2 separate regions of the Homo sapiens genome follow, and region 2 is linked to region 1. A link is a loop called in an ENCODE intact Hi-C map of the cell type or tissue named here. Cell type or tissue: B cell. All regions are shown on one strand. Each heading gives the region's core, and the rest is flanking DNA. Links, peaks and the distances in the headings are about the cores only.

Region 1 (10,027 bases), core at 1,293-9,292:
TTCCCAGGAGTTTAGCTGCAGTTGGGCTACTAAGGAATTCATAGGGCTGAAGATGTGTTTTGGGTAATTGTTGCTGTGAAAGATGGGCCATTATCATTCTGTAAGCTCTTAGGCAGCACAAATCTGGGAATTATTTCCTTTAGTAGGAGCTTAGAAACTTCAATTGCCTTTTCAGACCAGATAGAAAAAGCCTCAATTCAACCAGTAAAGGTGTCAACGAATACTAATAAATAGTTAAACCCTTTACATTGGACTATCTGAGTACAGTCTATTTGCCAATCTTCACCAAGGTACATTTCTCTGTGCCGAACAGGCCTTACTAGAGGAGGAGGTAAAGATCGGTTATTTGGGTTATTCTGGGCACATAGTTCACAGGCCTGAGTCACCTGCTTTGCTGTTTTAAGTAAGTCTTTTCCTACAAAAAGCTGTGACATTGATTGATACAGGGAATCGCTTCCCAAATGAGTAGAGTCATGCAAATGCTTAACTATTTTCCAGTGATTAGCACCTGGTGTCAACAGTTTGTTATCATTGATAAGCCAGCCAGAATGATCTTCAATTAAACCCTGACCTTCAATGGACCTTCAGTCCATTCCTCTTCCTCTTTAATATATCTTGGTTCTGTTATTATCATGGCTGGGGGCTCCTTTAACACTGTGGCCTTAGCAGCTGCATCTGCAAAGGAGTTTCCCTTAGTCACACTAAGGGAAGAGCCTCTTTTCTCAGCTCACTGCAACCTCCACCTGCCAAGCTTAAGCAATTCTTCTGCCTCAGCCCCCTGAGGAGCTGGGATTACAGGCACCTGCCACAATGCCCGGCTAATTTTTTTTGTATTTTTAGTAGAGACGGGGTTTCACCATGTTGGCCAGGCTGGTCTCGAACTCCTGACCTCAAGTGATCCACCCCCCCCCCTTCCCAATCCCCACTCCTAAGCCTCCCAAAGTGCTGGGATTACAGGCATGAGCCACCGTGCCTGGCCCAGAATTTCTAAGTGATGTTTTATAGGGGAACCCTTAGCAGTTAGGAGTCCCTATTCCTTCCAGATAGCAGCATGAGCATGAAGTATCAGGAAGGCATACTTAGAATCAGTGAAATGTTAATTCTTAAGTCCTTTCCCAATTGCAGGGCTCTAATAAGAGCTATTAATTCCGCCTTTTGAGCTGAGGTAGAAGCTGGTAAGGCCTGAGATTCGATTACCTCGTGTTGACTGTCAACGGCATACCCAGCTTTCCCATCTCCCTGGTGCACAAAGCTACTTCCATCTGTAAACCATACTGCCTCAAGATTATCTAGAGGCTTATCCTTTAAATCTGGACAGCTGGAGTAAACTTGCAGCATAACTTATATACAAGAATAATGTACGATACTTGTGGGTTCAGGCAAATAGGTAGCTGGATTCAACATATGGCATACTTTAAGTGTTATATCAGGATGTTTAGCAACAAAGGCTGATATTTACTCACAGGAAAGAAGAAGGAGCAATTTCAGTCTGCCTTATGATTTCCAAAAGATAGTACTCTTCGCAGCTGAGTTAACAAATCCCTTCCCAACAAGGGGTGGGGCATTCAGGAGAAAAGCAAGGTCCCTGAAGAGCAGCTTAAAGGATAGGTAAAATGGCATCTATGGGCTTGTCATCTATCCCCATGGCCATACAGTTCTGGGGTGACAGAGACCCATTATAATGGGTCAAAACAGAATAAGCAACCCAGAAGGAAGTTAATGTTCTTACCTGCCACGTCAAGGGTTACCCAAGGCTTCTCCAGAGATAATAACTAGTTGTCTGATGGGAGCTGTGCTGGAAAGTCTCAGACCCCGTCACTCTTGGGTTTGCCTGGCTATTTCAGCCATCATTGCTTCAGGTGCCAATGGCTCCCTTCAGAGCACTGGGCAATCCCTCTTCCAAAGGCCAGTTTTCTTACAGTGTGCACACTGATTAATGCCCAAGGCAAGGTGACTCTGACTTCCCACCTTTCAGCTTCCCTTGTTCAGGCCAAGAACCAGGAGGGCAACCCCATGTGGGAGGTAAGCTTAAGTCTGCAGCCAAGAGCTGCACCTTGTGGGAGGTCCTTCTTACTCCTTCTGCTTCCTCTGCTTTGTCCCTGTTATTGAAAACTAAAAATACCATATCCAAAAGCTGTTCCATATGGGAGTTTGGGGACCCATAGCTGCTTTTTCTAGTTTCCTATGGATATCAAGGGCAGACTGGGTTATAAAATGTACTCTCAAAAGGGTTTGTCCTTCCCTTGAAGCAGGATCAGTGTTAGTATATTTCCTAATTGCCTCAACTAAATGCCCTTGAAACAAAGCTGGATTCTCATCTTTGTCCTGAGAAACTTCCTTAATTTTTCATAGTTAACAGGCTTTTTCATACATTTCTTCATCCCTTCCAACAAACAAGTGACCATATGATCGCTCCTCCCCAAGTTGTCACTGCCCCTTTGATAGTTCCACTCTGGATCTTGATCTGGAACTGCTCTACCTCCTGCCTGATATGTATTATGGTTTGGGTTGTTAGCCAATGCCTCATCTGCATGAGCCCTAGCTGTCCCCAAAATGCATTGTTTCTCTTCCACTGTACAACACAGAGACAACAAAACATGGAGATCCTGCCAAGTTAACTATAGGTCAGAATTAATTTCTCAAATTAATCTATGAATCTTCCTGGGTCTTCAGAGAAATCACCAAACTTCTCTTTACATAGAGTCAAATCAGACAAAAAAAAAAAAAGGGAACATGTACTCTCACAGTGCCTTCTTCCCCATTTGCCACCTCTCTAAGTGGACAAAGGTTTCCCTTTGGAGGTTGATAGGAGGCTCCACTAGGGGTAGTACTCACCAGGCTAAGTTCCTCAGGGAGTGGTGGGTATAGAGTGGGGCTAGATGGGTAAGGAGGATGGGACAAAGGGTTCTCCAAGGGGATAGAGGGAGAAAGGACAGACACATCTGAACCTTCAGAGCTGACAGAAGGAGGTTCTGCTCCACCCAAAACTGCCTGCTGAACCAAGGTTGCTTGCATTAAAGGATCATCTAGTATGTCTAGCTTTTTTTCCTCTTTTCCTCTCATCAAACATGATTCACATTATCCAAATAACATAAGTGAGCTGAGTCATGAATCTTAGATAAACCACAACATGGACTTTGACAAAAATGTTGAATAAGGCAAGGGAAATGAAGAGGATTTAGATGGGAATGACCAGAGCAAGCAGGTTCTGGGCAATAGAGACAGTGTGGATTGAACAAGCAAAGCCGGTTTGCCTGAATGCAAGAAAGGAAAGAAGTGTTTTTAGTGTGCAAAGTGAAACAAAACATCAGAGTCCCCTGATTTCCATCCTAGTGCTTCTCGATCACACCTAGTCGGCATAGCAGCAACAAAACATAATCTAATTTTATTGCTCATAGCTGTTGAATACCAAATCTCAATCAGCAATTTTAAAGACGGAGCCGTCAATGCTTTTTGTTCCCAATGTTTCAAGAGCAGACACATGGAAATCAGGAGGCACATAGGAAAAGAGTAAGTTAAAATCCCTAAGACCATTTAGATAAAGTCTCCCGAAAATGACAGTGAAACACAGACAGCAACCAAGAAATTGATTTATGCAGCAAGGAGGACAAGGCAGATTAATACAAAGTGCATAGCCTGCAGTGCCAAACCCTTTTTTAGCAGAGAGGGACTTTACTGAGAGGGCCCTCTAACCCCCTAAATCTTAGAAGGAACTCTAAACCTTTTAAGTTGGTCCTCTAATCCGAGGTCAGTCAAGCATCTTTGCCTTTTATTAACAGGGGTCTCTAATTCACCCTGTCTTCGGAGAGACTCTAATTCCCCTAAGTTGGGCCTCTAACCCAATCCCATTCTTTACCCGGGTACCCCACCACTTACCCAAAGTCATCCAATCAGTGCTATAGTCCATTTCCTTTGGGTTGGTGGGGAGGTTCTTCAGTATCGGTCCCTCATGGTTGCCAGAAATGTTACAGGACCAGGGTTCCAATCCAGACCCCTAGAGAGGGTTCTTGGAGCTCATGCAAGAAAGAATTCAGGGCGAGTCCACAGTGCAAAGTAAAAGCAAGTTTATTAAGAAAGTACAGTGGTAAAAGGACAGCTACTCCACAGACAGAGTAGGACGTTCCCGAAAGTAAGAGGAGGAACACATCCACCCTAGGTACAATGCTTGTATATATGGAGAGATGTGTTTTGCTACAAGGGTTTCTGATAAAGAATTAATTTTCTTAATTAGTGTATTTTGCAAGAATCAATATTATTTTCTTTAAAGCAAAATTAAGAATGCCTCTGTTCTCCAGATATTGGGATATCTGGACACTCCCAAGTCACGGTCTGCTTAGTAAATATTATTAATTTGCTCCCTTAATCATAAACATCTAGAGGCTAGGAATGCCTACCTTTCTGAGAAGGCAGCCCAGCAAGTCTCAGCCTCATTTTCGTAGCCCTCATTCAAAATGGAGTCACTCTGGTTCGAATGTCTCTGACATTATCAGGGTTGGTTTCTTCTGATGTCTCTCTCCTTGGCTTGTAGATGGCCATCTTTTCTTTGTGTCTTCACATGGTCTTCCCTCTGTATGTGTCTGTGTCCCAATCTCGTCTTCTTACAAGGACACAGTCAGATTCAATTACAGACACTCTAATGACCTCATTTTAACTTAATTATCTCCTGAAAGACCTTATCTCCAAATACAGTTACATTTGGAGGGAGTGAGGATTAGGACTTTAACATATGAATGTTTGGGGGACACAATTCAACCAGTAACAGGAACTTAGATTGCACTGACATATTAATTTTCTCCCTGGTATTTCCATTCTCTTTGTCCTGTAGGTAGTTTTTTGGGTCACTGGGTTTTTTTGTTTGTTTGTTTGTTGTTTCCTTATTCCTTAACTCTTATAACTTAAAAATCTGCCTGGTAAACAGTTTCTAAGCAGTGATTCAAATTTATTGATATTTTTGGTAATGTTATTGATTAAAAAACATTTCAGATCCTTCTAAACTCAAGAAAAAAGAATGTTCTAAAGCAAAACTGAAACTGTCTATACTTCAACTTCCTCCTGCTTCTCAACTGGCACTCTGACACACCCTCAGAAAGTCAGAGTACTGGGAGAACAGAAGACTTCACAATTTAATGCCTCAGTTTTTAAAAAAGGATCCTTACACTTCATGTCTCCTAGCCATCAGAAGAGGAATGAGACAGCAAAAGTTCAAATGGCCTGTTTCAAGTTTCTGATATAAAACGATGACATTTTCAGGAAAATCCTGGTAAGTAAACTGAATCATTAAACCTTTATTTGTTATGCTTTTGAGGCGACAGCTATTTTTTAAAACTTCAGCTGTACTTTTTATATAAATATATGTTTGTACATAAACGATTACTTATAAAAATACTAGAGTAATTAGAAAAATCAATGGATTAAATACATGTCAGTATATTTAACTGATAATAACTTTGTAAGTGCTCTTCTAAAAAGAAACATACCATTAAGTGTAATTAGGATAGTGGGAGGGTTTCTGATTGTGGCAGGCAGGCTTTGGAAAAGAGGATAGAGAAACGATGCAAACAGGGTCAGGAATTTAAGCACTGAAGATTCTAAAGGAACGTGTGATCTTGTGTAATTACACAAAATTCTGTCTTCATAACGTAAGATGTTATTAAAACTTTTACATTTTATCAAAGTTAATACTCTGCAGAGGCTAAATATTATTCTATTAAAGTATTTCATTCACATACATCTTATCCAGCAATCTGGTTGAAAACTAAGAAAAAAAATGCAAAGTGTTCTTCAGGAAAACGAAACTAACTTGCTTGTGTGGCTTCTGTCTGCCAGACTATGCAAGGAGGGTGTGGGTAGCTCTCCTGGGCTACAGCCAGATTCTGAAGTGTGTTTCCCCTACATCAGTTCTAAGAATCCTGCAGAGCAGAACACCTCCCTAGGGCATGGATATCAGCGGTGTTGCTGAGGGTCTCTCAAAGATGGGGTGGGCTTGTCCCTGAGAGTTTGCTGACTTGGAAATTCTTGCTGAGCATCAAAGAGAGAAAACTGAAGTGTTGAGGATGCCAACCTGCAACTCCTTTGTCAATAACCAACGTTGCTAAAGATAATATTTGTCTTCACAATTGTTTCAAAACAGGACACTGAGGGCCCCTAGAAAGCCAAGACTTAAGTCAAGGCAATCACAAAATTTGTCCACACTAATCATGGTCATTTTGATTGTTACTTAGTTCCAACAGCATACATCCAGATGCTCTTAAAATTGTACTGGCTAAAACGAAAGAAAAAATCTGGAGTCTGTTTTTTCCATCTTTAGCATTTCCAGAGAGAGACTGGCTGGTTAAATTTCTGAAAGAGGACACCAGCTAAAAGAAGGTATTGCATCTCACCCGAGCAGACTGTGTCTGTGGAAAGTGTAAGCCCCTTGCCAGAAGAGCAGCTTCCCAGCAAAGGCAGAGGGTGAAAACAGCAAAGGTCTTAAGACACTGGGGACCTAGAGTCAAAAGGGACCTCCTCCAGGGAAAACGCTGTGTGAGAAATGGCCTCATTCGGTGACTGTGAGTGACACAGCAGAAAGTTGGTAAGGTGTAGTCTGTAACTAGGGTATCTACAAAAACTGCAGGAGAAAATATATTCATTTGTTTTGCTTTCCTTTTGAAAAAAAAACTTCCTTTTCATTATTTGTGACCAGATGATAGAAGCTGGAGTTCATTCTGGCCTAACGGGTAGCACAGTAAAGAGATTTCCCCAGATTTCTACCTGGAGTTCCAGCCAAGCGAAATAATTTCCCTAGGAAAATGAGGAAGTCCTTTGACCCACAGACACTGGTAGCTCAAGGCCTTTCAAATATTCATTACTTTTAACTACTCTAAGAAAATGTGTTACTCATTTAACAGATTTTTGTTAAGAAGCTATTATGTGCTAGGCAATGCCAGATAATGAACAAAATGTAAAGAAATTTGTCCTTATGGAGTGCATAGAATAATGGGTTGGACAGAAAATAAATAGGTTAAAATATATAAAATATTTGCTGCTTGTAAGTCCTAAGTAGATAAAAAATGAAGCCAGAAGAGGGATAGGAAATGTTGGGAGGTGGGATAAAGTTTTCAGTAGGCTGGCCAAACAGTGCCTTGCTGAGAAGGTGACATTTGACAAAAGATCTCAACAAAGTGAAAGAGTGAGCCCTGCTGGTATCCAGGGACATTCCAGGAAGGGAAAACAAGTGTAGTGGCTGGAAACAGGGGCAGGTGCTTCCTTCAGGAAGCAACGAGGAGGTCAGGGGACTGGGCCAGATTTAGAGGGAAAAATAAAAGACCTAATATCAGAGGATTAGCAGGGTACCAGATTGTGTGAGGCCTTGTCAGATGGAAAGCCACAGACAGGGTTGGACACAACATTGATATGATGTTTACATTTTAACAGGGTCATTCCGGCTGCTTTTTTGAGAAGTCCCTGAAGAGATCAATAACAGCAAGAGGGAACCTGGCAAGGAAGCTATTCCTATAATCCAGGAAAGAGATGAGGAAGGCTTGGACCAGGTGGTAGTGGTGTCAGGTAGTCAAATGCTGGGTATATTTTGAAGATACACCCCATAGGATTTGCTCCACATTGAATGTGGAATGCTGGAAGAGAGATAAAGTGTACCTGTCACATACTTTTTGAGTTTTATTTATTTTCTTAGAAGTAAGTACACAAAGAGATGCTACCTAGGAGAAGGGTATTCTTTTCACTATTCTTTCAAATTTTCTGTATGTTCAAACATTTTCATAGTAGAAAGTTGGGGGGAAAATCTGTTTCATAAACATTTCCTCAGCAGCAGTCCAGTCTATTGCATTTTAATTGGTTGTGATATCATTGTTTTATGCAATACGTTCTCAACAAGTATATCCTCCGGCAAACTGAACAAGGACCAAGTCTGTTCTGCCTACAGCTCTGCTTCCTCATAGCTGCTTTCCAGAACGTGACTCTTGCAAATTATCAAGAAAGGGGAACTAATCTAAGGGATCCAGATCAAACAGCCTCATGAAGACTTATTTTATGTTTCTAATATAAAGATAGAAGTTTTCAGAAAAGCCCTGGTAAGTTTCTAATCATTAAAGTCTTGTTTAATCAACTCTCTTTAAAAGCTATCTTTAAAAACTAATTATAAAAAGTAAAACAGAACTTTGAAAATGAACATACTTGCAAGTGTGCATAAGCTATTTCTTATGAAACCATTTTAAAAGGAATGAGAAATATCACTATTTTTATATGAGAATCAATAGATGTAACTTGTGCTGATTGCAGAATTTTTAAACAAGAAACTTTCCAGCAAGCATGGTGACGGTGCAGCATATTTCTAGAGGTGGAAAGCTCTGGGGTGAGGCTAAAAAACCTGGGTAAAACATAGACCAGGAGATCAGGAATCCAAGCATACAAAACCATGTAGAAAATTGTAGCCATGTGCAGCTATGCCATACTCTGTCCTATAAGTTACATTTAATTAAAGAATAAAATCCTCCAAGGTTTAGCCATCATTTTATGTAAGACTTTTATGCACATCTAGCTTGTATAGAGACTATGGGAGGAAATACATAATTTGAACTTGCACTTCAAGAAAATAAAACTAACTTTTGCTTTGCGATTTCAGCTACACAGAGGATCAGAGCAGGGGTGGGCCTGCTGGGCTGCAGCTGGGATTCTGAGCATCCTTTCCCGGAGGCACGGAAAGTGAGTGAGTGAGCCCAGTGAGGTGAGTGAGCCCAGTGAGGCCCAGCCTCCTAGACATGATGGTGAGCACCAGAGCTTGCCAAGGGCAGGCCAGTTTGATCCTTCCTGCTTAGTCCCTAAAGAGAGAAAAATAATAGTCCTTAGGCAGTAGATCCTAAAATTTATTATCTGTAGGGGATCCATTCCAGGACCTGCGCAGATACCAAAACCTGTACATGCTCAAATCCCTAATGTGAAATGGCAAGGTATTTGCATATAACCTATACACATCCTCCCGTGTACTTTGAGTCATCTCTAGATTAGTTATAATGCCTAATACAATGTAATATTATATAGTTGTTATACCGTATTTATTGTTTAGGGAATAGTGACAATAAAAACAAGTCTTTACATTTTCAGTACAGATGCAATTTTTTTTTCAAATATTTTCAATCTGTGGTTGATTGAACCCACAGATGTGGTACCCACTGATAGGGAGGGCCCAGTGTACAAATAAAGAGAACTCTGTGTTTCAAAATTATCCCAGAACAGAATAGAGTTAAGGTGAAGGTCTTCTGCCCAGCTCCAACCAGAGCAGCTACACCTTTATCCATGTTAGATACAGTGGTTTCAGGTGCATTTATTTGAAGAAGCAGAACAAAAACAAGCAATAGCTAAGACAACACTAGTTCTGGTCCAATTTTCCTATATTATAAGTGGGAAAACAGGCTCACTGAGAGGAGACATAATTTAATCGTGACATCATTTTTCTGATCACAACTCCTCCACCTTTATACACACTGTGTAGCTTCTTGCTAAACATGAAAGCCCTCATGTTTAAAACTATGCCTGCAGTCTAGGGTGTAAGGTTTAAGTCACAGAAAGAGCCAAAGGGTTATGTCAAAGCATTATTAAAGACTTTTGCCCAAATCACTGTCACCTGAATTAAATAACAGTTCCAACTACCTATGGATTATAGATCATATAAGATGCTTATAATTGACAGAGGGCAAAATTCACATGAAAGTAATATTGAATACATAATAGCTTCAAGTTGTTAAATATATTCTCAGCTACCAATGGGAAATGGTGGAATTCTGGCTGAGAAATATTTTTATGTTATATGTTATCATACTAACACATGATGTAGTAACAGAAGAAAAGTGAAGAAGCAGGTCGGTAGGTAGATGTGGTTTCAGGAGTTTGGAGAAGCTCTCTTTGGATTCCTTCAATTCTGCTGGTTTAAACAGGAAGCAAGGTGACCGTGGTGAGGAGGTGTTGTAGGTTTGATGAGAGAGGAGAAACAATGAAATGATCATTTAGGAGAATAAAAGAGTGATTAAAGCAG
Region 2 (10,027 bases), core at 896-8,895, 51 kb after region 1:
CTCCTGTATCCAACCTACCTCCAGATTAGTAAAGCCAGTTGAAAAACTAAAAGATCAGCTTCGAGAAGTCTTGCAACCAATAGGACTGACTTATCAGTTTTCAGAACCGTATTTTCTAGCTTCCCTCTTATTCTGGCCAGAAAATCAACAACTAGATCAACATTCTGAACAAATGAAAGAGTATGCTCAAGCACTAAAAAATTCTTTCAAGGGGCAATATAAACATATGCATCGTACAAAGCAACCAATTGCATATTTCTTTCTTGGAAAAGGTAAAAGACTGGAAAGACTTGTTCACAAAGGAAAAATTGACCAGTGCTTTAAGAAGACACCAGATATTAATTCCTTGTGGCAGAGTGGAGATGTGTGGAAGGAGGAAAAAGTCCAAGAACTTTTGCTTCGTTTACAAGGTCGAGCTGAAAACAATTGTTTATATATAGAATATGGAATCAATGAAAAAATCACAATACCCATCACTCCCGCTTTTTTAGGTCAACTTAGAAGTGGCAGAAGCATAGAGAAGGTGTCTTTTTACCTGGGATTTTCCATTGGAGGCCCACTTGCTTATGACATTGAAATTGTTTAAGAGCCTGATATTCTTCCTCCAAGAATTTGATCTCAGTACCCATTTAATTTTTTTGGACTCAAGATCTATGCTTTAAACCGGCAAGGTTATAGATACAGCCTCTAGCTCTTCAGATCTGTACATGCAGTATTTAATTTCCTCTTAAACATGTTATGAGTTCTACAAAGACAATAGTGAAAAAGGAAGGAGTGAGATATATGAAAAGTAGCAAATATGTTCCTTGGTTTGGTTAACATCATTGATGACAAAATAATAAGGAGCTATGACTGGAGTCAGGAGAAGTTAGTGTAATAAGCTGGCTACACAGAACCCCACTACTTACCAGGCATGGATTGAAGAAGATTGTCTACTCAAATGGCATTTAGACATTAGAATGTCTGGGAAAATATTTCTCAAAGACAGCAAAAACCTCTCAAACTGAGGAGCAACATTTATTCTTACTAAGCAGATCATCAATGTATCATGTGCTTGGCACTCAAGGATCTTCCAAAACAGAGGACCAACCAGTCTTCTGAAGGTCATGCCCACAGAAGTCATCAGACCTTACCAAAGTAGGTTGGAGAATTAGATTGCCTTTTCATGCAGTGAGATTCAGTTAAGCAAAAATGAAATTTGTCTCTATAGCTAATTAGCTTATCAACTCCCCTCCAAACAAACAATTAAAAAAAAAACATACAGACACTCAAATTCCACAAGCTAATGAACAAAAGGGACTCTTGTGAGAAGACTAATGAGTCCCTCATCCAGAAGATGCCAATGTACTGGCAGATTAACATACAACCTATGTTTTGAACAAAAACAACCAGCGATACGTAATCAAAATGTAATTTTCCCCTAATAAAATTATGGATATGGGCAGTCATCAATGGCTGCCAAAACCATTAAGTGGAAAGCTGATTAAAAAACAAAAATTTCTAATGGATTTATCAAACTGTCCCAAATCCTGATAAATATTAACATCACAGAGGAAGACCAGACATTATGGGCCTGGAAGTACTATAGGAGTGCACACATCACCCGTGACATGGTCTTGCCAAATAATTAAACCTGAATTTGATCAGGTCTCTGGATCTTATTTGCAATTCAAAAGAAATTTTAAAAAAATCCTACTAACACCACCACAAATATGCAATCAGCAATATCCAGAAAGGGGAAATTCACAGGACAAAAACCTGGTTTTCTTTTTTGGTTTCTTCAACCAAAAAAGAAAGAAATTGCAAAGGACCAAAAAAATGTTGGGGAATCTATACATTATAAGGGACTTAACAACTAAAGGGCAACATATAGACTTTAGATCCTAATTTGAGCAAAATCTAAAATCAATTATTAGGCAATCAGAAAAATTTGAACACAGACTAGATATTTGAGGATATTAAGGTACTATATTATTGAAGATTCCATGGTTATGTTTTTTAAAGAGTTCATGCCTTTTAGAGATACATACTAAAGTATTTGTAAATAAATGACATGATCTAGAATCAGTAATTTTGTGTTTGGGGTGTGGGGGTGGTGAAAGGGAAGTAGAACCGAAACAAGATTAGTCCTGAGTTAACAATGGCTGCAAGCTGGATACATGGAATTCAGCACACTTTTCTCCCTCTTACTGATTATGCTTTTGAAATTTTCTCTTGTAAAACATTTAGAAAACAAAAACAAAAAAAATGTGATTTGTTTCTGTCTTCAAAATCTCATTAGAATTTTTTCACTGGAGGAAGATTTTCCCTTGCTTCTGCATAAAATTTTAACTCCATAACTTATAAGCTCACTCTTTATTGTTACTTTCTAATTGACAAATAAAAATTGTATATTATTTATGGCGTTCAGCCTGATGTTTTGATATAGATATATACTGTGAAATGACTAAATGAAGGTAATTAATATATCCATCACCTCTCAAGCCTGCTTGTGTGTGTGATGAGAACATTTAAAATCAACTCTCTTAAAAATTTTCAAGTGTACAATAATTATTAACTATAATCATTGTGTTGTACAATAGATTTCCAAAATTTATTCCTCCTAACTGAAACTTTGTACCCTTTGACCAACATCTCATTTCCCACTACCTCCCTCACTGCCCCTACAACCCTGGAAACCACCATTCAACTTTCTGCTCCTATGAGTTTAGCTTTTTTAGATTCCACATCCAATCTGAAATCATGCAGTATTGGTCTTTCTGTGCCTGGCTCATTTCATTTCAGCTCAATTTTTAAAATGTAAAAGAAATCCTCTGGTCAAACGGAGTTTCAATTAGAATGTCCAGTCACGTTTTTCTCTGAAGCCACTTCCCAGTCTGCCCCAGGTTTCAGTTCACTCTGCACAGAATTGTATCTTCTGGACTCCTGCCTTCTGGGGTGATTCTTTTGAACTCAAATTAAGCCAGTTTAGGCAGATGTTCTGTCCCCCGTGACCTGCCTTGGGGAACAGGAAACACTTATGGGTGTTTGTTCTGCCATTGGTAGGGAGTGAAGGTAATTTCCAGTTTGGGGAACAACATGTGTTGTAAATTCGGAGGGACACAGGTAAAGCGCTTCAAGTGAACCTTTTGAAGGCCCCCTCTCTCAAGGCTTGAGAGAAGGTTCTCATAGGGGTATGAGAGAACTTTCTCCAAAAGAACCTCTTCATAAGCCCTTATTTCCTCAATGCCAGCAGTGGGCAACCTACAGCCTCTGGGACAAATCAAGCCTACTGCTTGTCTTTGTAAATAAAGTGTTATTGAAACATAGCCCTGCTCATTTGTTGAAGTATTGTTTGTGGCTGCTTTTGCACTACAACAACAGAGCTGTGTAGCTGCCACAGAAACCCTACGGGCCACAAAGTCTAAAACATTTACTATCTGGCTCTTTACAGGAAAAGTTTGTTGACCCCCGCTCTATGCAGTTAACTCTTCTATTATGTCTTTATTATAGGTCAATTGTCAAATTGGTTCTTGAACGCCCTACTTTGAAAATATGCATTTTGGTTCATCACCTCTTTTGGTATCTAATTTTTATCATTTTAGAGCCAAAGTTAAATTTTAACATTTTTTAACAGGAAAAAAAGTCAATTTTCATATTATAATAATTCAGACCCACTTTTCCAAAGAACACCAGTGTAATAAATGTGTGTGAGTTTTCGTTCTGAAAATTTAAAAATTCCTGAATTGTGCAGGATCAATTTAACAGGCACCTTAATCTATCATAATTCTCTTTACCTATTTAGTTTTATATTTCCTTAGAACTATGAATTTGAGGGAAACATATTCAGACCATAGCATTCTACCTTTGACTCCCTAAATTTATATTCTTCTCATATGCAAAATACATTCATTCCATCCCAGTAGCCCCAAAAGTCTAACTTGTTCCAGTACCAGCTCCAATGTCTAAAGTCCGGAGTTTAATCTATATCAGTTACAGGTGAGACTTAAGGTATGACTCTTCATAAGGCAAATTCCTTTCCAGCTGTGAGCCTGTAAAATCAAACAAGTTATGTGCTTCCAACTACAATGGTGGGACAAGCATACGATAAACATTCCTAGTCCAAAAGGGAAAAATAGGAAAGAAGATCCCAAGTCCCAAGTAAGTCCAAAACACAAAGCAAACAATATTAAGTTTTGAGGCTTGGGAATAATCTTTTCTGACTCCATGCCGTGCCTTCTGCACACACTGGAGTGGAGGTTGGGCCCCCAATCCCTCAGACAGCACTGCCTTCATGGCTTTGCTGGGTGCAGCCCATGCAGCAGCTCTTAGGGGTTGAAGTCGAGTGCCTGAGGCTCTCTCAGGCTGGCACTGCACATTGCACACTGGTGGCTTTACAAGTCTGGGATCTCAGAGATCATCCTGCTTCCACAATTCCACTAAACATTGCCACAGTGGGGGCTTTCTGTGGTGACCCCAACTCCATAACTCTGTTGGGCATTGCCCTGGTGGGGCCTTTCTGCAGTGGCCCCACTCCTGCTGCTCCAATAGAAATTGCCCTAGTAGGGGCTCTCTGTGTAGCCCCATCCCTGTGGCAGCTCCCTGAACTTTTTATGACTTAATCCCCTCCTGAAGGCTCGATCTCTTAATACTATCACGAGGGTGATTACATTTCAACATATAAATTTTGGGAAGACACATTCAGACCATAACAGAAGGTGAGATTAAAATATTGATTTTCTCTTTCACAGGCCAGCAGTTCTCAATTGAACAGAACTCCTGAAGGTCTTTTCAAGTTGCACATTCTATTTCCCAATTCAGATACAACCTAGGGTGGAAAGACATCAGAATTTTTGTTAACTGTCCCTTTGGAAACCACTAATTAGGTCACTGTAATACACGATAGTTTCCAAACTCAGCGTTGAAAAAGAAAATGTTTATCAACAGTCCCAAAACAAATGGTAGCCTCAACAAAAGAAGTTTAGAAACTATAGCATGCCAAATTTTGCTTCTGGCTATTTAGGATGTGAAAAAAAAAAAGAAAGAAAAAAGCTCTCAGAAAGTAATACCAGAGTGAAGATTATTTGACTTATTTCTCTAAGAACAATAAAATTATTTAATTCCTCATTATTTTTATATCCCTTGCTCCTCCAAAGGTCTCCCTGTTGCTCAACTTAAAATGTGCTTAAAAAAAAAAAGAGTTCATATACACTGAAATAATTATAGATTTTTCACTTTATTGTCAAGAAGCTAATCTCCAATTAAAGTGTGTATACTATTGTTCTCTGTTCTTTTATGTATTTTTAAAACTTAAATATGTATGTACACCACCATCATAATATCATAGCCAAGTTTTAAATTCTATGGCATCCAATATGGCCTGAAAGTCATACCTCACCTCTGAGAACACTCAGGAAAGTCAAAAAGTGCATTTCCTTTCATTAGTGGAAGAAGGGAATTGTTCAGTTTGAAATCCAGAAATCTATCCTTTAGTGATAAGCTATCACCATTTCTTCCTAGTTGAAGTAAATATAATCTAATCCCATATTTTAGTGATTCATTTAAGTTCATGCTCTTCAAGTGAAAATCCTGGCAAGAAACAGATGACACATTTAAAAGTAGTCCTTTGAGGAGAGTTTAATAAAGGAACTATTTTCGAAAGTGTGGAGAGGGAGTAGGGAAGTCTCAAGGGATAAAACAGTGCCCTCAGACTAGCTAGTAGCGTGAGGAGCACCTACTATCCTTATTCCTGAAGGGCAAGAGAAGGGAACTGTTAGCAGGATGGCGGTGGGAGTAAGGTGAGGGCACTTTCTGGAGAGGACTGCTTAATAGGAACTGTGACCTTCAGTGGAGGGATGCAGCCAGCCTGAAGTGCCCCACAAGGAGAAAGCCCAGGGGAATAAATAATATAATTTTACTCTTCTTCCTCTCTTTAATCTCTTGCCTGTGCTTCCCATTGGTTCAAATTCAACCAGAAACTAGAGGACAAGGGAGCCCACTGATACAGTTCATACCGATCAGCAAGGTATGGAAAAGAGGAGAGCGTATATGGAGGGACAAACAAGATATCCAAGCATGGTATCCCTGAAACTCTTTAATTCCTACAACCATCTCCAATACCCATTTAAGTTTGAAACTTAAACGGCATTGACACATGACCTTAAAAAGCAAATTTCTTTCACTATTCCAAAGTGATAACAGTGACATCTTAACTTGATTTTAGTCTTTGTCCATTCACCTGAACTTCTTCCTGTTTTTTAAGAAAGCAGTTGAAGAGGACTTACAGGGAATTATTTAATGGGTATATGCTTCAGAACTGATTTAATTTTGTCTTCGTTCTTAACTATTACTCCCAATACATATCTGTTTCCAATTTATGGAAGTTTTGTGTATGTTTTAGAAGAACTTTAAGCTCCAAAACAGGGGCTATCCTTTCAATCATACCTTGAATCATGTGGCAGGTTTTCAAAGGTGTGTGAACATGGTATGTAAACTGACCAAGGTAGGCAGTGAGATAGAGAGTTCTATCCCTTGTATCTCAACTGTGTTTTCTTGCACTAATGCTTTTATTATTACTATTAATTGTTGTTGTTGTTGTTGTTTTATGTTTGTAGATTATTTTTCTCATTCCCTTGGGAATGCTACAAAAAATTCTAAGGTTAACACTTTATCTCCCCTTTTCACCAGGTTTTTTTTCAATCTATTACTCCAGGTCCTTCGAGAAGCAGATACCAAGAAAGGATTAAATGTGTGAAGATTTTATTAGAAAGAAAGCCTAGGAGTAAAAATTGGGGATCTAGTAAGTCAAGGATGCTTCACTTCTCCTTCACTTGGGTCAGATTTTCATCCCAGTTTGATAGCTCTCTCATTCTTACCAGAATCCAATCATGCTATCATGCTTTCTCTCTCTCTCTCTCTCTCTCTCTCTCTCTCTCGCTGTGTGTGTGTGTGTGTGTGTGTGTGTGTGTGTGTGTGTGTTTATTTGGGAGATATAACAGTCTGTTTGTGAGAGTGACTCATATATATATATCACATGTTATATATATGTCACTCTATATAAGACGTGTGTGTGTGTGTGTGTGTGTGTGTGTGTGTGTGTGTGTGTGTCTTAGCTAGGCACAGTGGCTTGCATCTGTAATCCCAATGTTTGAGGAGGCTGAGGCAGTAGGATTGCTTGAGGCCGTGAGTTTGAGACCAGCATGGGCAATATAGTAAGACCCCTTCTCTACAAAAATTTCAAAAATTAGCTGGGAGTGGTGGGAAACACCTGTGGTCCCAGCTACTTGGGAGGCTGGGGTGGGATTATAACTTGAGTCCAGAAGTTCAAGGTTGCAGGGAGCTATGATTACACCACTGCATTCCAGCCTGGGTGACAGAGCTAGACCCTGCCTCTAAAATTATACATACATACATACATACATACATACATACATACATACATACATACAAAAGGAAGAAGAAAGTAGACAAAACCAGTCTACCAGATTCCAAGACTTATTATTTAGCTATAGTGATCAAGGCTGTGTGGTATTGGCAGAGGGACAGACATAATGGGATAGAATGGAGACTCCATAAATAAACCCACACAATAAGCTCAATTGATTTTTGACAAATATATGAAAGCAATTCAATGGGGAAAGGATAACCTTTTCAATAAGTGGTATGAAGCAATTAAATATCCATAGGCCAAACAATGAACCTCAACCTGAATCTCACATCTTTTTCAAAAATTAACTCTAAAAGAATCACAGACTTGAGATATATATAGATACACACACACACACACACACACACACACACACACACACAGAGTCTGGCTCCATTGCCTAGGCTTGAGTGTAGTGTCATGATCTCAGCTCATTGCAACCTCTGCCTTCCGGACTCAAGCAATCCTCCCACCTCAGCCACCCGGGTAGCTGGGACTATAGGCACATGCCACTGTGCCCAGCTAATTTTTGTATGTTTTGTAGAGACAGAGTTTTGCCATGTTGTCCATGCTGGTCTCGAACTCCTGAGCTCAAGCAATTCACCTGCCTCAGCCTCCTAAAGTGCTGGGATTACAGGTGTGAGCCACCATGCCTGGCCTCACAAACTTAATTATAGAATGTTTAAATTCTGTAATTTGGAGGAGGAGGAGGAGCAAGATGGCTGAATAGAGCCCTCCAGCAATCATCCCCCTGCAGGAACAGCAATTTGAACAACTGTTCATATAAAAATCCACCTTCATAAGAACATAAAATCAGATGAGTGATCTTAGTACCTGGTTTTAACCTACTGATAAGGAAAGAGGCATTGAAGAAGGTAGGAAGGACAGTCTTACATTGCCTACACCACACCTCCCCGAACCCCAGCAGCACAATGTATGGAGATAATCTGTGTGTTTGAAGGAGAAAGAGCAAAGTGAGTGTGAAACTTTGCATTTGAACTCAATGCCACTCTGTCACGGTGGAACACAACACCAAGTAGAATTCTGCCAGTGTCCATGAAGGAAGCATTTAGACTAGCCCTGAGTCAGAGAGAAATTCTCTGTCTCAGTGGGAGAAAGTTTAGTCCTGGCCAGCTTCACCACCAGCCAACTAAAGTGACCTGGTGATATGGTTTGGCTCTGTAGTGTAGAGAACCAAGGATAAACCTAGTCCTTGAAGGATTCACCACCTGCTGACTAAAGTGGCTGTGGGCCTTGAGTAAACATCAGTGGCCGCCAGGCAGTAGTGGCCATGGGCCTTGGGCAAGCACCAAAACTGTGCTGGTCTGGGAGACAATGGGCTTCAGGTACAACCCAGAGCAGTGCCTGCTGGGGTGGCCATAGGAGTGTCCATGTCACCCTTCCAACAGTTCCAGAAGGCCCAGTGCAGAAAGAGAGACTTTTGCTTAAGGAAAAGAGAGGGAAGAGAGTAAGAGACTTTGTCTAGGAACCCAGGGAATTCTCCTTTATCTTCCCCAAGTCCACCAAGATTGTGTATCTAGGAGTCTGCAAAAGCTTCAGTGTTCTTGGGCTTAGGGCACTCCCTAGTGTTGAAATGACTGCAGTAACCATAGGCTTAAGTAGCAATACTCAATACCCTTTGAAATCATGAAAAACCCTCTCAAGAAAGACTGGCATGAACAAGACAAGACTGTGAATACTGGAATAAACACCTAACTTTTCAATGCCCAGACATCAACAAACATCCACAAGCATCAGAAACATCCAAGAAAACATGATCTCATCAGAAAGACTAAATAAGCCACCAGTGATCAACCTTGGGGTGACAGAGATATGTGACCTCAGCCAGGGAATTCAAAATAGCTGTCTTGAGGAAGCATGATGAACTTCAAGATAATACAGAGAAGGAATACAGAATTTTCAATCAGAGAAATTTAACAAAAATTGAAATAATTTAAAATTTAAACCGAAATTCTGAAGCTAAAAAATTTAATTGACAAACTGAAAAATGCATCAGAATATCTCAACAGCAGAACTGATCAAGCAGAAGAAAGTATTAGTGAGCTCAAAGGCAGGTTATATGAAAATATACCACCAGAGAAGAAAAAAAAATGAAGTATGCCAACAATATCTAGAAAATAACCTTAAAAGGGCACATGTAAGAGTTATTAGCCTTAAAGAGGATATAGAGAAAGAGATTGGGATAGAAAATTTATTCCAAGAAATAACAAAGAATTTGCAAACTTATGAGAAAAAATATGAATATCCAGGTACAAGAAGATCAAAGAACACAAAACATATTCAAACCAAATAAAACTACCTCAAGGAGTAAACTAATTAAGTTTTCAAAAGTAAGGATAAAGACAGGATCCCAAAAGCAGCAAGAGGAAAGAAGCAAGTAACATGTAAATGAGCTCCGATATATCTGGCAGCAGACTTCTCAGTGGAAACCTTATGGATCAAGAGGGAATGGATTGACATATTCAAAGCGCTAAAGGAAAACAAGTTTTAAACTAGAATACTGTATCCAGTGAAGTTATCTTTCGAACAGGAATGAAAAATAGACTTTTCTACATAAACAAAAATAGAAGAATTTAATCATCACCAGACCTGTCTTATGAG

What was found. Hi-C counts contacts between places; a loop is a spot of excess contacts. Peaks named below come from ENCODE experiments on the same cell type or tissue, not always from the same donor. Only the 100,000 strongest peaks of a DNase experiment are listed, where the experiment ranks them.
Region 2: it touches region 1 in a loop (9-fold over the local background); 3 of 110 quality-filtered maps call a loop at or near these places.

What each region holds. Positions count from the first base shown.
Region 1 is chr7:93,143,427-93,153,453 of GRCh38, reverse strand. It overlaps SAMD9L (sterile alpha motif domain containing 9 like), which reads left to right and starts at 5,069. Exons shown (of 5, transcript NM_152703.5): 1 at 5,069-5,260; 2 at 6,308-6,571; 3 at 7,414-8,069; 4 at 8,621-8,722. RefSeq lists an enhancer at 5,770-5,869. In B cell, for the core only: no CTCF peak of the experiment used is centred there; DNase peaks (open chromatin) are centred at 5,033, 5,893 and 7,943; H3K4me3 peaks cover 3,656 bases; H3K27ac peaks cover 5,315 bases.
Region 2 is chr7:93,091,887-93,101,913 of GRCh38, reverse strand. SAMD9 (sterile alpha motif domain containing 9) reads left to right here. Exons shown (of 3, transcript NM_017654.4): 3 at 1-2,396. The coding sequence ends at 586. Among named protein-coding and RNA genes, the nearest start is that of SAMD9, 21 kb to the left of the region's middle. RefSeq lists an enhancer at 8,955-9,004. In B cell, for the core only: no CTCF peak of the experiment used is centred there; no DNase peak of the experiment used is centred there.